Regions from separate parts of the Homo sapiens genome. Here region 2 is linked to region 1. Evidence: chromatin contacts called from ENCODE Hi-C data. All regions are on one chromosome and are shown on one strand. The core of a region is the stretch at or near the end of the contact, and the rest is flanking DNA. Distances in the headings are between cores, read along the strand shown.

Evidence for each region. A loop is a pair of places that touch in the nucleus more often than their neighbours do. Pooled maps may share reads with other maps.
Region 2: a loop to region 1 is called in a map of CD14-positive monocyte, with 5 times the contacts of the local background. The contact joins the promoter of XKR3 here to the promoter of HDHD5-AS1 in region 1. A Hi-C loop is called at or near these places in 2 of 168 maps with a recorded cell type or tissue (CD14-positive monocyte and GM12878) and 7 of 50 pooled maps.

The regions. Positions count from the first base shown.
Region 1 is chr22:17,157,640-17,161,696 of GRCh38, reverse strand. It overlaps HDHD5-AS1 (HDHD5 antisense RNA 1), which reads right to left and starts at 2,308. Exons shown (of 2, transcript NR_024483.1): 1 at 1,860-2,308. It overlaps HDHD5 (haloacid dehalogenase like hydrolase domain containing 5), which reads left to right and starts at 2,420. Exons shown (of 8, transcript NM_033070.3): 1 at 2,420-2,571. The coding sequence starts at 2,446. RefSeq lists a silencer at 2,409-2,738.
Region 2 is chr22:16,823,726-16,827,782 of GRCh38, reverse strand. It overlaps XKR3 (XK related 3), which reads left to right and starts at 2,372. Exons shown (of 4, transcript NM_001386955.1): 1 at 2,372-2,492. It also overlaps the pseudogene HSFY1P1.

The DNA of each region.
Region 1 (4,057 bases), core at 1,059-3,558:
AAGGTTTTGTCACGTTGCCCAGGCTGGTCTGGCATTCCTGGACTCAAGTGATCCACCTGCCTCGGCTTCCCAAGTGTTGGGATTACAGGCATGAACCACCATACCCACCCAACTCCAGCTTTTTTTTTTTTTGGAGACATAGTTCCGCTCTGTCGCTCAGGCTGGAGTGCAGTGGCTCAATCTCAGCTCAGCTCTCTGCAACCTCTGCTTCCCAGGTTCAAGTGATTCTCCTGCCTCAGCCTCCCAAGTAGCTGGGATTACAGGCACACACCACCATGCCTGGCTAATTTTTGTATTTTTAGTAGAGACAGAGTTTCACCATGTTGGCCAGGCTGGTCACGAACTCCTGACCTCAGATGATCCACCTACCTCGGCCTCCCAAAGTGCTGGGATTACAGGCATGAGCCACTGTGACCGGCCTTTTTTTCTTCTTTCTTTTTTTTTTTTTTTTGAGATAGAGTCTCACTCTGTTGCCCAGGCTCGAGTACAGTGGCACGCTCTCAGCTCACTGCAACCTCCACCTCCCAGGTTCAAGCGATTCTCCTGCCTCAGCTTCCCAAGTAGCTGGGATTACAGGTGCATGACGAGCTAATTTTTGTATTTTTAGTAGAGACGGGTTTCGCCATGTTGGCCAGGCTGGTCTTGAACTCCTGATCTCAGATGATCCGCCTGACTTGGCCTCCCAAAGTGCTGGGATTACAGGTGTGAGCCACCGCGCCTGGCTATGCTTTTGAGGAGCCGATTGTCAAAAAAAACTGTGGGCATGTTTAAAAGCCATCATACCAAGAAATTTCTAATGACTAAATCAGTTTCTAGGTAGTTTAATAGAAGGAAGGGATTAGGAACATTGCAATCCTAGAGAGCTATGTCCCCTGGCAGGGTTTAAGTGTCGGGCTATTGTGAGTTTGACTGACTTGAATTAGTCTTCCAAATTCTGATTAGCTGTAGTTGAACTGAATTAAGATCTTGCCCTTCAAAGCTGAGGACCAAAGGACACCGCTAACTACTTCTTCATTTTATTATTATTATTATTATTTTTTTTTTTTTCAAGACGGAGTCTCACTCCGTCACCCAGGCTGGAGTGCATTGGCGCAATCTCGGCTCACTGCAACTTCTGCTGCCTGGGTTCAAGCGATTCTCCTGCCTCAGCCTCCCGAGTAGCTGGGACTTGAGGCGCCTGCCACCGCGCCTGGCTAATTTTTGCAGTTTTCAGCAGAGACGGGGTTTCACCATCTTGGCTAGGTGGTCTTGAACCCCTGACCTCCTGATCCACTCGCCTCAGTCTCCCAAAGTGCTGGGATTACAGGTGTGAGCCACCGCACCCGGCCCTATTTTATTATTTTTAAAATAGAGAAGGGGTCTCCCTATGTTGCCCAGGCTGGTCTGGAACTCCTGGACTCAAGTTTTCCTCCCACCTTGACCTTCCAAAGTTCTGGGATTACAGGGGTGAGCCACCGCACCCTGGCCTGCTAATGTGTGAGCTAGTGCAGTCTCTGTCCATATCCTCGACTCCCTCTCTGCTAGTGCTAAGTACATTGTAGGGTCCCGCGTTTTTAGCATAGCTATACCTATGAATGGGCCAAAGAATCTGAGGGCATCCTACACATTTCAAACGGTGGGAATGGAGACCTCTTTCCTCCAGCAGAATCTCCCCTCATGACCGGGGGACTACCAGATCCAGCTCTGCTAAGGGCCTCCACGGACGGAGTCGGCTACCTCTCCACTTTCAGTGACCGAAATCCATTCTTTGTTCATTCACCCTTGTGTCTACTCCGGGAAACGCGCAGCGGACACAGTCGTGTTCCCTAAGTGTTTGCTGACTTAGTCATCTGGCCCTCTCTGGAGTAGTCATTTTGTACCTTGTACTACATTCGTGCCTCTACCTCTCCGCAGTGCGCGCGGGGGCGGACTCACGTGCGCAGTCTCCCTATGCGCTGGGAGGGCGTCAGCAGGTTTACAGAAACAATGAAAGACTTAACAATTGGCGCGCGACGAGCGTCCCTTGACTGGCAGGGGCCCAGAGGACCTGAACATCACTAAGGGTCTGCCCCAGCGGCCCGGCCCTGAAGTCAAGGTTGAGACCCCCGGCCCAGACAGTCCGCGAAGCTGAGGGAGGCCGGCCTGGGGCCTGCCGCGCAATGTTACCGGGATCCGCAGGCACAGGGCGATAGTACGGACGCCGCCGCCCAGGCCGTGCCCATTGTGCGCCGCGGCCAGCTCACCGCGATCTCGGTCTAGGAGGCGGCGGGACCCCGCACTTCTTCCTTGCAACGGAGCCCCTTTGGCCTGCGGGTCGAGTTCCATAGGCGCCCGACGGGCTCCGCGCGCTTACAGGACTACAACTCCCGTGATGCCGCGCGCGCCGACCGCTGATTGGCTGTGCAGCGGACGGACTCGCGGGGGGGGGGGGCCGCACGCCGTGCACGTGCGCACGGCGACGGCCGGATGGCTGCGTGGGGCTGTGTGGCTGCGCTCGGCGCGGCGCGTGGGCTTTGCTGGCGGGCGGCGCGCGCGGCTGCGGGGCTCCAGGGCCGCCCCGCCCGCAGGTGCTATGCTGTGGGCCCCGCTCAGGTGAGGACGTCCGGGTTCTGGCCGAGCCACTCGCCACTCAGGGCCGGAGGCGGGGCGGGGAGCCGCGGGGAAGGAGGGGCGGCCGGGCTGGTATCCCAGCCTCCTGGGAACTGCCTGGACCGTCGTCGCGCCCGAGTGCATCGCGTTCTTGCTGGAGGGCGGATGCGCCCTGCCTTCCTCTGACTCGCTGGCGGCCTCGGAAACGCTACTCCCGCGGGAGAGCGCTCGTGGGACGGCCTGGGCCAGGCTGCTTGTCAGCCCCTGCGCTTCCCGGCAGTTTCCGCGTCCCTGTTTTCCCTGCGCGTCTTCTGATTTCCACCATGAGGACGTTTGGGTCGTGATTTTCATCTGCATGTGGAGGAAACTGGGCCGCGCGCCGGGAGCCGCGCCTGCGGGTGCTCCGCCCCCAAGTGCCTGTGGGTTTGGTGCGGGCCTTGGGTTCAGTTCAGCTCGCTGTGACCTCGACTGAGCGCTGGAGGCTCCGCGGGCGGGAGCAGGAGGGCTGGAGCCGGCGCCTGCTGTGTGCCCGGCGCGGTAGTGATGTGTGAGCCTCCCCGCAACTTCTGAGAAGGTGTGACCTTGTGTGGTCAGGAAGCCGAAGCTTGACGAGTTTTCAAGTACGTTTTCTCAGGTCCTGCAGCTGGGAGACGGCACAGGACACTAAACCAGGTTGGTCAGATCCACGGCTCTCACGCTCCCTTGGGCCGTTTTGCCTTTTCTGGAAAAAGGAATCACTTTGTCTTCTAAACGCACAAGTAATATTTTACATTAACATACGGATTTCACAGTAATCCTTGCATTTTTTTTTTTTAGACGGCATCTCTGTCACCAGGTTGGAGTGCAGTGGCGCAATCTCTGCTCACTGCAACCTCCGCCTCCCGGGTTCAAGCGATTCTTCTGTCTCAGCCTCCCGAGTAGCTGGGATTACAGGCACCCGCCACCACATCCGGCTAATTTTTGTATTTTTAGTAGAGACAGGGTTTCACCATGTTGGCCAGGCTGGTCTCGAACTTTTGACCTCAGATGATCCTCACATCTTGGCCTCCCAGAGTGGTGAGATTACAGGCATGAGCCAGTGCACCCGGCCAAATTACTTGCATGAAAAAAACACATAGTGCTTACTTTGTGCCAGGCACTATTCTAAGTACTTCACAGTTATTCGTATAATCTTTATAACAACTCCGAGGAAAGTACTATTATTAGTCTTCCCATTTTATAGATGGAGCAGAGGCACAGAGAGGTTAAGCAGCTTACCCAAGGGCACACAGCTGGTAAGTGGCAGAATCTGGAACTCAGGTAGTCTGGTGCCAGAGTCTAAGCTCTTAACAGCTGTATTATTTTTATGATTTTTAAATATGGAGCAGCTAAGGTTCAAAGCAGCTGAGTGACTTGGCCAGTGTCACATAGCTAGACGTGACCAAGGTGGAAGTTTGAAATTAGAATATGTTGATAAAAGGACTTACAAACTGTCAGGATATAAATATAA
Region 2 (4,057 bases), core at 1,123-3,622, 330 kb after region 1:
TCAGAGAAGGAAAATCATTATCTTTATCTGGCTCAGAGACATAAAGTATAATGTGGCCTTTTTATCAAGGATCCTTGTGGCAAAACCTGAAAATCATTGATTCAGTCATTGACCTTAAGTCTGAATCCCCAGGGATTATGTGTTCACACAATGGAGACCCAGAGGAGGCTTTTGAACCAGTTGATTCATCTTTAGGAGAAACATCTTGAGTTTCTGCAGAAACATGTGCCATCTCAAATAAGTAATTCTTTAGCGACTTTTCCAGCCTGCATGTGTTTCAAGACTGCAGCTTCAAATGCTGCTTCAGTAGTCTACTCAGGTAAAGTAATTGAGATCACCACAGTGGTTTCCAACCTGAGTAGCAATGGCATCACAAGAGGACTTTGGTCACCTAGCAACAAACATAAAAATTTGGCCAAGACTGTTTACTTTCCAGTCTCAGAAATGTATCTGGTAAAAATAAAATATAGAATGATTACTTACACAGTTTATTCTGCAAAAGTTTCATGCCTGCAGAATCTTTTAAATTAATAAGGAGGGCCAGGCATGGTGGCTCATGCCTGCAATCCCAGCGCTTTGGGAGGCCGGGACAGGCGGATCATGAGGTCATGAGTTCGAGACCAGCCTGACCACCATGGTGACACCCTGTCTCTACTAAAAATACAAAAATTAGCCAGGTGTGGTCCATGTGCCTGTAGTCCCAGGTCTCGGGAGGCTGAGGCAGAAGAATCGTTTGAACCCAGGAGGCGGAAGCTGCAGTGAGCTGAGATTGTGCCACTGCACTCCAGCCTGGGCAACAGAGCAAGACTCTGTCTTAAGAAAATAATAAATAAATAAATAAATAAATAAATAAATAAATTAATTAATATCCTCAATCCCTGAAATAAACATAATTTTCTCCTTGACACACACAGTCTTACTAGATTGGTGCGAGGAGCATAGGGCCTGGTAATTGGACGGTGCAAAAAAATAAAAATAAATATTTTAAAAACTCTCTCAGCTTGGCATGTTGGATTGAAAACTGATGCAGTGTAAAACATATATGGTAAAAAGACATGGCCATATAGACAAAAGGTAGGTTAATGGTTGTCAGGGGCTGGGGAATAGAAAGAACTGTTAAGTAGATAATGGGGTTTCCTGTTTGATGATAGAAATGTTTTAATAATATAATTTTGAATAATGTAATTTTGTATTATGTGAAACATACCTTAAAAAATTAAAATAAAATCAAATATGAATAAAACTGATTAGATTTCAGAATAAAAAGTTATTCATGTATGTATCTATTCAAAACATTTTTTATTCATATCATAGAATAAATAATACTTTCATTTGGTATGTCTGTAAATATCTGACATGTTAATTATGTAAGATTTTAAAAGCAAGTGACCTACTTATAAGGAGATCCCAAAGAGTGGGAGATTTAAAAATGTAATAATAACAAGAAAGTGTTTTAAGTAAAGTAAATTTGTATGTATGTCTAAGCAGAAAATTTTATTATTTGGTTCCAAGAGCCAAATATCTATTTAAAAAATATTTCTTAAGGAATAATCTCTGTGTCCTGCAACGTAAAGTTATCATTATAAAACAGGAGTCAAATTTGTGAATTAATCTTAGAATTGAATAAAATATTTCTTCTCTTTGAAAAATAATCATGCCCCATTTACAGTAAGAATTTTTATATGTTCATGCTTGAGAGGTGGTATATTAAAATTCTAATGCCTTGGCTTTAAGTGTTGAATATGTGTGGAATAAAAAAATAATGATTTTGATATTTCTTATACTGTAGGAGGCAGTTCTCTCATACTGGAAAGAGGTGTCATTGTTAGAAGCTTGTCTTGGTTTAACATAGTTTAAGTTTTGGGGGTGTATTTTGTTTAGTTCAAAATTTTCCATATTAGCAGTAAGTAACAAAAATGTCCAGATCAGAAAACTCTTTGTGAAAATAAAACAGGTGCTCCTACCAGATGTGGTTCATCAATTTTGACAGAATTTTCATTTAAAAAAGGCAAAATTAAAATTTGTTTAATTGTTTGCTTTCTGGGGAATTTTCTTGTTGCTCTGTCTGAAGGAAGTACAGACTTCTTTTGTGATGGGAGGGGATGAATGGCTACTAGACAGCAGCAAAAGATGGGCCATGGGTGCGAAGAGAAGAGGGAGTTAATGGGAGAATCAGAAAAATATCACCTTAAATGTAGGACAATCGAAGTCAAATTGTGGCTGAGCGTTTTGGGGAACTAAGATGTGTGACTCTGTAGGGAGGAAGAATGCCTTGGTGTTTTCAAGGGAAGATGACTCAGCTAGTGCAGTCACCTGACTCCAAACTGCAAGCCTACTTTAGTCATAAAAAGGCAAGAAAATAAGCAATTTTACCTGCAAAGCAAAGGACGTAGTGTTGAAAACGAGACCAGAAATGGTGCTGTTAAAGAGGTGAACAAAAGCATTTACTTTTTGAACGAGTTTCAAAACTGTGAGGGTGGCAAATAGGCAAGGTAAGTAGGAGCAGCCCTCGACCATCTCAGATCAGCTTCTTCAGCCTACCTTGACCTCTGCCTGTCTCAGCTGGGGATCTTAACATAAATCTCTGGATATCAGGGGTGGCTTTTCCCGAGTCTTGAGCCTAGAAACTCCCTCTCTTGATTCTGATTTTCAGAGAAGAGAAGCAGCTGCTTAGCATTTGGGTGGGACAGTGGTTGTTACTAATATATTACAAATTTCAGCATGTTTTTAAACATCAGAAGGAGAAAGTGCTTCGTATTTAAGTGAAATCTCAAAGGGGCAGAAATCTACCATATTTTTTGTTATTCAGATGCAGTGATGCACTGGCTATGTGAGTACAAGAAACAAGTTCACTTAATCACAAACACATGCCTAAATTCCATTGTTCAGTGACTTCACTTTCACTTTCTACCTTGAATTTTAGACTCTGGAAGACCCATTTCTAAACTCTGTGGCCCTTTTCATATGTGCATATTTTCATAAGTGTTTTCCAGAAATAAATTATAGAGGTCCTTCTGTGAGTCCAAAGGAGAAGGAAGTGGTTGGGGCAGCCAGAAAGGTGCAATCTGCATTAATATCATATTCGATGTATGGATTGCTGGGGAGAGAGTGGGATATATTTCTTATAATGTTGGATGTATTTTTCCCCTATCCTGAGGCCCAGAAACTCTGATGTCTCTGCAGTTGTCTTTCCATGCTTTCCTTTATACCCCTCGCCTACTTCTGTAATTTCTCTCTCTACTCTCCCTCCTCCTTCCCACCCTTTTTCTTTCCATTTGTGCTCTCTCCCTCCATTCCTTCTTTTTCCCTTTTCTTTCTTTTTGTGGGTATCTGGTAGCTGCAACTTATTTTCTTTCTGCTTTTCTTACTCACTTACTCTATTTACTAGGTATTTAACAATTGTCTTTAAAAGTAACATCCTTTCTTTCTTAAAATTTTATCCCTAATGGACATTATTTGGGGAAAAACATTTTTATGGTGCCTCTAGATAAGTAATTATATCATCTGCACATGATTCCCGTATTTTCTTACATGCCCGTTCCTCGTAGGTGGAAATGGGTACTTCATTGTACTCTTCTCTCTTTATTTACAAGAGTGTTTTTTCTGTCTCATCCCTTTAAATAACACATTGTCTCTCTTTTTGTGACATTGAATTAATTAGGTCAGATGCGATTTTTCTCATCTATTCATTTGAAGACTGTTTCATATTGCTTCTAGGGCCTATTTGCAAGCAACAAATTATTTTGTTGTTGTTGTTGTTTTGTTTTGTTTTTTAATTTTTGGACCATTTGTCTCATCACTCCAACAAGCAAGAATTAGTTCTCATCATTAAGATCCCTTCAAGATTTCATTCACTTGTTTCAGCAGCCTTGAATTATCATCACCTGGACCTGTTGTTACATCAAGAATCTCTCATTTCTAATGTTCTACTTTGGACACTGTTACCTGTGAGTTTGTTTACATTAAAAAAAAAAAACCTTTTAGTACTTGAGTACCCTAAAGTTTCATATTTTGAATTGGTGTCAGATTTATTATTATTGATCTCTCCATTGCTGGA